2 separate regions of the Mus musculus genome follow, and region 1 is linked to region 2. A link is a loop called in an ENCODE intact Hi-C map of the cell type or tissue named here. Cell type or tissue: heart. All regions are shown on one strand. Each heading gives the region's core, and the rest is flanking DNA. Links, peaks and the distances in the headings are about the cores only. Region 1 overlaps Zfp148 (zinc finger protein 148). Region 2 overlaps Zfp148 (zinc finger protein 148).

The links. A loop is a pair of places that touch in the nucleus more often than their neighbours do. Peaks named below come from ENCODE experiments on the same cell type or tissue, not always from the same donor. Only the 100,000 strongest peaks of a DNase experiment are listed, where the experiment ranks them.
Region 1: a loop joins it to region 2, with 2.1 times the contacts of the local background. A loop is called at or near these places in 2 of 42 quality-filtered maps.

The regions. Positions count from the first base shown.
Region 1 is chr16:33,399,318-33,402,231 of GRCm38, forward strand. All of the region lies in intron 1 of Zfp148 (zinc finger protein 148), which reads left to right. Among named protein-coding and RNA genes, the nearest start is that of Zfp148, 20 kb to the left of the region's middle. In heart, for the core only: a CTCF peak has its summit at 1,177; a DNase peak (open chromatin) is centred at 1,074; H3K4me3 peaks cover 1,284 bases; H3K27ac peaks cover 1,015 bases.
Region 2 is chr16:33,460,002-33,462,915 of GRCm38, forward strand. All of the region lies in intron 5 of Zfp148 (zinc finger protein 148), which reads left to right. Among named protein-coding and RNA genes, the nearest start is that of Slc12a8, 57 kb to the right of the region's middle. In heart, for the core only: no CTCF peak of the experiment used is centred there; a DNase peak (open chromatin) is centred at 1,610.

The DNA of each region.
Region 1 (2,914 bases), core at 148-2,647, 61 kb before region 2:
AAGGCATTTGCCACCACTGCCCGGCTTTGTCACCTTTTCTTTTATACTATCAAGGATTTAATTTTTTTAGAAAGTATTTATTAGCATATGTGTGCGTTGCATATTGAGGTTAGAGGGTAACTGACCCCACATTGCTGTGGGTTTGGGGGATGAGTGGTTCAGAGGACTTCTTACAAGTTCTTGCCTGTGGAGCCTTGCACTCACAGAAATCCGCTTGCCTCTCTGCTTTCCTAGTGCTGGGATTAAAAGTGCATGCCACTGTCACTAGTTTAGAAAGCATTTTTAGAGATTTATGTTAAGTTGTTGAGGGCAGGATTGGAGATAAAGTGATTGGAGATACAACTCAGAGGTGGAGTACTTGTCTCGCATTCCTGCTGGAGGTTGGAGTCTAGCCCGGGTACTGTAAAAAGGAGAAACAAGGGCTGGGCCAGACCTAGGAAATGGAGTTATAAAAAAGACTCCTGGAATAGTTTCACAGAATGTGAAATAATAACTTTGAGAGGATGATGGAACAACGTGGAGAGTCTATGATTATTTGGCAGGAGCTGGTACAAAATATAAAAGTTAAATTTGGTGAAATTTTTAAAGGAAACTTGTCAGGTAAATTTCAAAAAAATAAGTGGAAAGATGGGCTGCAGAAAAATTCCTTGAGGAAAAAATACAGTTCTTATGTTGAAACCAGAGGGAGGGAAGACTGAAATGAGAAAGTGAAGGGATAGAGAAGTGAGAGGAAGAGGGAGGAATGAAGTTATTGGAAGGTTTCTTCCTATTTAAGGCAGTGTTCTGCCAGGTGCCTGGTACCTCCTGATGACAGCTCAGTTTCTAAGGGTGCAGGTTTTTACCAAAGTTCCTGAAGCCACACATTTTTCATTTTAGACACCCAGGAATAGGGAGTCCTAAAGTTTCTTGGGTTGGAGCTCTGGACAGGTTGGGGAGCCTGGCCTAACAGAGCGGACCGGCCAAGGCAAACCGAGCTTTGGGCCTGCGGGACCCACGCGCCTGCGGCCAAGGAAGGCCCCTTGGCGTAGATCGAGGGAGTGAGAGAGCCGGGAGGCGGAGCCTTTTGTGTGCAGCGCGTGCGCCCGAGGCCTCGCTGCTGCTTCCGGATCGGCGGTGCGCGCTGGCCCAGACTGCCAGGGTGCCCCGGTACAGTGTCTGTTCCAGTGGGGCCGCTGGGGGCCAGGGGCTGCTACTCCTCCTGTTCGCTGCCCTGTGCTTACAGCTTTATGGTTCGTGAGAAGGTCAGGCTAGAACTTGGTCTACAAGACAACTTTGTTTAAAACGTAGACTTATGCAGAGAGTGTGCCACAGTCCTTATGTTGGTTGTGCTGGTAAAACCTGCGAGGTTAGTGGTGAGAACTCTCCCGAGGGCTTTCCAGGGGTAGACTGTGAAGCAAACTTTGTTCTCCACACAGCAAAGTACTTTTTTACAGTGACAGAGAATGGCTGCATATATAATAGACTCAAAATTAAAGTTAGGGAATACATATTGGAAGCCCTCCACTCCTGCGTTTGTTTGTCTTTTATGTAATGATTATGCCTTGTTCAGTTTCTCATTTAAAACTTAAAAAAATTAGGCATGATTTTAAAAAGACTTACTAATTTGTGGTGAACAATGGTAAAAGCACTACATAGATTTGAAATTTCAAGTGTGTTAAATGTTATTTTAAATAAGTTATACAGGATTTTAGAACTCATAAATCTAAAAATATGTTAGCAATTGCCTTTTGGGTGTCCGAGGCAGACCTCAGTTTTTCTGAATTTCTGGATAGCATTATCAGCATGGTATGAGTGTAGAACCTCCCCGTGAGTGAGTGCATAGTGTTTGAGATTACCAGTGTGTTCACAGCTGGGAATAGACCGGGTCTCTTCTTCCCAGTCTGCTGACCTATCCAAGAATAGACTAATGAAACTGGCTATTTATTTGTTTGGAGGGAAATATGGCCGAATTGGTTTTATAGTAAGCATTAAAAAGCTAAGAAAAATGAATGTGGCAATGTTTAGTTTATTGTTGAAATGTATAAACTTAAGAGTAATTTATTTGCATGGAATTTCTTTGGCCTTTGAAAAAACAACAAAGGCTTGAATATTCCTCAGTGTTGATTCCTTTTATGGGATTTGTGCTGCATTTGAATTTGATTAAATAGATCGATGGAGATACTTGGCATTTAACTGGGTGGATGTGTTTTTCATGTGGATATTTTCAGTGGTTACAAGTAACTTGAAAGCTTAGCCTTTTCAGAAATGCCAAGGAGAAAAGGAATTATGTTAATAGTAATCTCAGTTAAAAACCTTCCTGCCTGGCCATTACACAGGGCCGTGGTGCTAGAACTCAGGGGGCTTGAGCAGGAGGATCACCACTTCTAGGTAAGTGTAGGCTTGATAGCCAGACTGTCTCCAAACAAGAAAAACAGGAAAACCTTTGGCCCTCCTTATGGGGGATGCTTAACAAGGCACAGATAGAAATGTTTATGACTCTCTCCCACAGCTTTGAACAATACCAAGTTTAAATTTTATATGTGTATGGGCGTTTTGCCTGCATGAATGTGTACCAGAGGCCAGGGTGTCAGACCCTCTGGAACTGGAGTTATAGCTGATTGCGAGCTGCCATGTGGGTGTTGGGGATTGAACCTGGGTCTTCTGGTAGAGCGGCAGCTGTTCTTACCTGTGGAACCATGTCTCCACTCTCTCTCCAACAACTTGATGTGCTCTTAAACTATTTGGTTAGTGGCCTTTTTGTTTTGTTTTGGAGATTGGGTTTCTCTGTAGCCTTGGCTGTTCTGGAACTTGCTGTGTAGACCAGGCTGATCTCAACTCTGCCTCCTTAGTGCTGGGGTTTAAGACCTGTGTCACCACTGCCTAGCTATATTTTAATTTGCTTACTTTATTGGAAAAATTATTTTGGAATTTTAGG
Region 2 (2,914 bases), core at 104-2,603:
TGAAAATAACAAAAATAGTTACTTTAAAAATTGTTAAAATTGTTCCCAGCAGGGTATGGTGGTGTATTCCTCTAATCTCAGCACTTGGGAGGCAGAAACAAGTAGATCTCTTGTTTGTCAAAGCCAACCTGATGTACAGAGTGAATTCCAGAACAACCAGAGTTATACAGTGGACTTTTTGTTGTTGTTGTTTTGTTTTTAAGATTTATTTTATTTACATGAATATACTTAGCTTTCTTCAGATACACCAGAAGAGGACATCAGATCCCATTACAGATGGCTGTGAGCCACCATGTGGTTGCTGGGAATCGAACTCAGGACCTCTGGAAGAGCAGTTAATGCTCTTAACACTCTATCCCTGAGAGACCCAGTCTTAAAAAAAGAATAAGAAAGCCGGGCAATGGTGGCGCACGCCTTTAATCCCAGTACTTGGGAGGCAGAGGCAGGAGGATTTCTGAGTTCAAGGCCAGCCTGGTCTACAAAGTGAGCTCCAGGACAGCCAGGGCTATACAGAGAAACAGCAACAAAAACCTATACAAATTGTTCTTGCATGTTACAGAGTGGACAGAGAAAAGTGTGACTAGTTTTAACATTGATCTTAAGTTCCCCAGATGAGTGGTTTCTTATGTCTGAAATGTTAGGACTTTAGGCATAAGCTGGGTTCTGTTACACCTCCTCAGATATGTGTTAGTGCCATATTCAGATATTTCATTGAAGTAACTTATTCTGCCATTTTCATCGAAGATAAGTTTATCTGGATTTATAGTTTATAAACCAATGTGTTGATTGAGGGTTTTCTTTTTCAGTTTTAAGTTTCTCAGAATTCTAGGTGTAATATATGTTATGACAGTGTATAAGACTTTGGGGAAAGTTGTCAGAGAGTGGAAGGTTTAGGAATAATACGTAGTAGATGGGTGTGAGAACTAGAATTCAATATCTTTGGAAGGCTACTCTTTGCAAAGACATTTTTCAAACCTTAGTCTTTGCCCACTATCAGTGTCTTTCCTATATGCTGCTGTGTCGGATGAGATCTATATAGGAAATGCAGCTGACATACTGTGATGGAACTGTGTTGAGCACATCAGAACTCATGTCATGCTAACCAGGTCACCGTCACAGTCGGGAGGACCGCAATGTTAGCCATGGTAGTGAGGAGTACCACATTGCTCTGCCAGCATCAGCTGCTGACAGACACTTCAGAATCTTTGTCATCTTAAAGTAGGCAAGGATGCTTTGTCACTGAGTTGGGGGTATTATCTAGGTTAAGGTATTTTCTCTATTGTGAAAGAATCTACTTATGAAAATAGAGGAAAATTGTAGACGCTTGTTTCTTTCAAATGCCAAATTTCTCCTTTGGGTGAGGGAGAAAACCCTAGAGCTTCATGCATGCAAGAAAAACACTGTACTGTTAAACTCTATACCCCCAGCCCAAAGATTATTTCATTTTAATCAAAGTAGTCCACTTAGCCATAAATCACCTTTTGCTGTCTTTGTGCTGATGTTATAAACCCTTAAAAGTCATATGTCTTGTAAAACAGCCCCATGAGAGGACTGTTCTTTCCCCTCACTGTGGTGACGACAGCATAGACTTGGAAGCGTTCTCTCAACTGCTGGTGATTGCTTCACTGTCTCATTCCTTAAGGACAGGCCACTCACTCTTACATCACTGTGCCTGTGAGCTACTCAGCATCACTGTTTTGCCTCTTTAAATCTGTCTTTGTTCTGTATTACAGATAGCTAAAGTTGTTAGAAGCCTGTGATGCCTGTGTGAATGTAGTACAGTCTCGGTGTATTTATGTCAGTGGTTGTACCCCTGCCCCCATGCCCTGTGTTAGTTGTAATCACGTAGTATAAACAATTTCTAGGTTTTTCGTGCCATTTAGTACTCCACTGAGAAAGAGCAGTGTGGTTTTAGTTACTTCTATTCTGCAGTATGGAATTTAACAAAGTTTGTCATTTAACAAAGAACTTGAGTACCTGATCTCTTGACTAGAGCTAAAGAAAGGACATGGATTATTATTAGAGCCCTTTAGGAGATGTGAATACAGGCTAGTTGTTCAGAAATGTGCTGGGCTCTTGAAGAAGACCATATTCCACACACCGATTATGAACTCCATGGTTATCTCCCAGCAGTTAGTATGCATCATTGGCCGTAGAAAGCAGCTGAGATTAAGACAGGGTGATTTTTAAATGAGGAAGAAACATTTCTGAAACAGCAGCAAGTGGATGTCATACTCTCTTCTCCATGTTGCCTTGGCTTGTGGAAGAACTAACTACCTTTGAAGATGAAAATAGGAAATCAAACATAATGCTAATGAGAACATGAGGGAAGAAAGTAGAACATTAGAAAAAGAGTATACTAGTAATTCATTTATCTGGATTTACCAGAATATGGCTGTATTATGGGGAAATTGTTTTCTATAGAACTGAACCTTTAAAAAGATTCTGATGCTGAGAAAAATCATCTCTTAGAAACTATCACCACATCTTTAAATCCAGGAAGCATGCAAGGACCTTTCTAAAACTATCAGTCACAGGCTAATGAGATGGCTCAGTGGGTAAAGGCACTTGCCGCCAAGTCTGACTGTCTTGAGTTTGATTCAGGACACACATGGTAGAAGGAGGGAACTGCCACCTGCAAGTTGTTCTCTGTCACACGCATATGCACTGCACTCACACTCACATAAGGCCAGTGTGCTGAATATGAGTTGTGTTCCATTCTTTTGACACAGTGAGTTTCATATTCTGCCACTGTTAAAGCTTGCCACTTAAACATGAAATTTGCTAATTAGTAAAATGTAGCAGAGACTGAAGAGATTGTGACTATGAGGGACTAGTTCCGCATAGTGTGGTCACATGACTCTTAACTCTGCGTGGCCTTGCTATACCTTTGGGGTTGGTTCCTTTAGAGAAG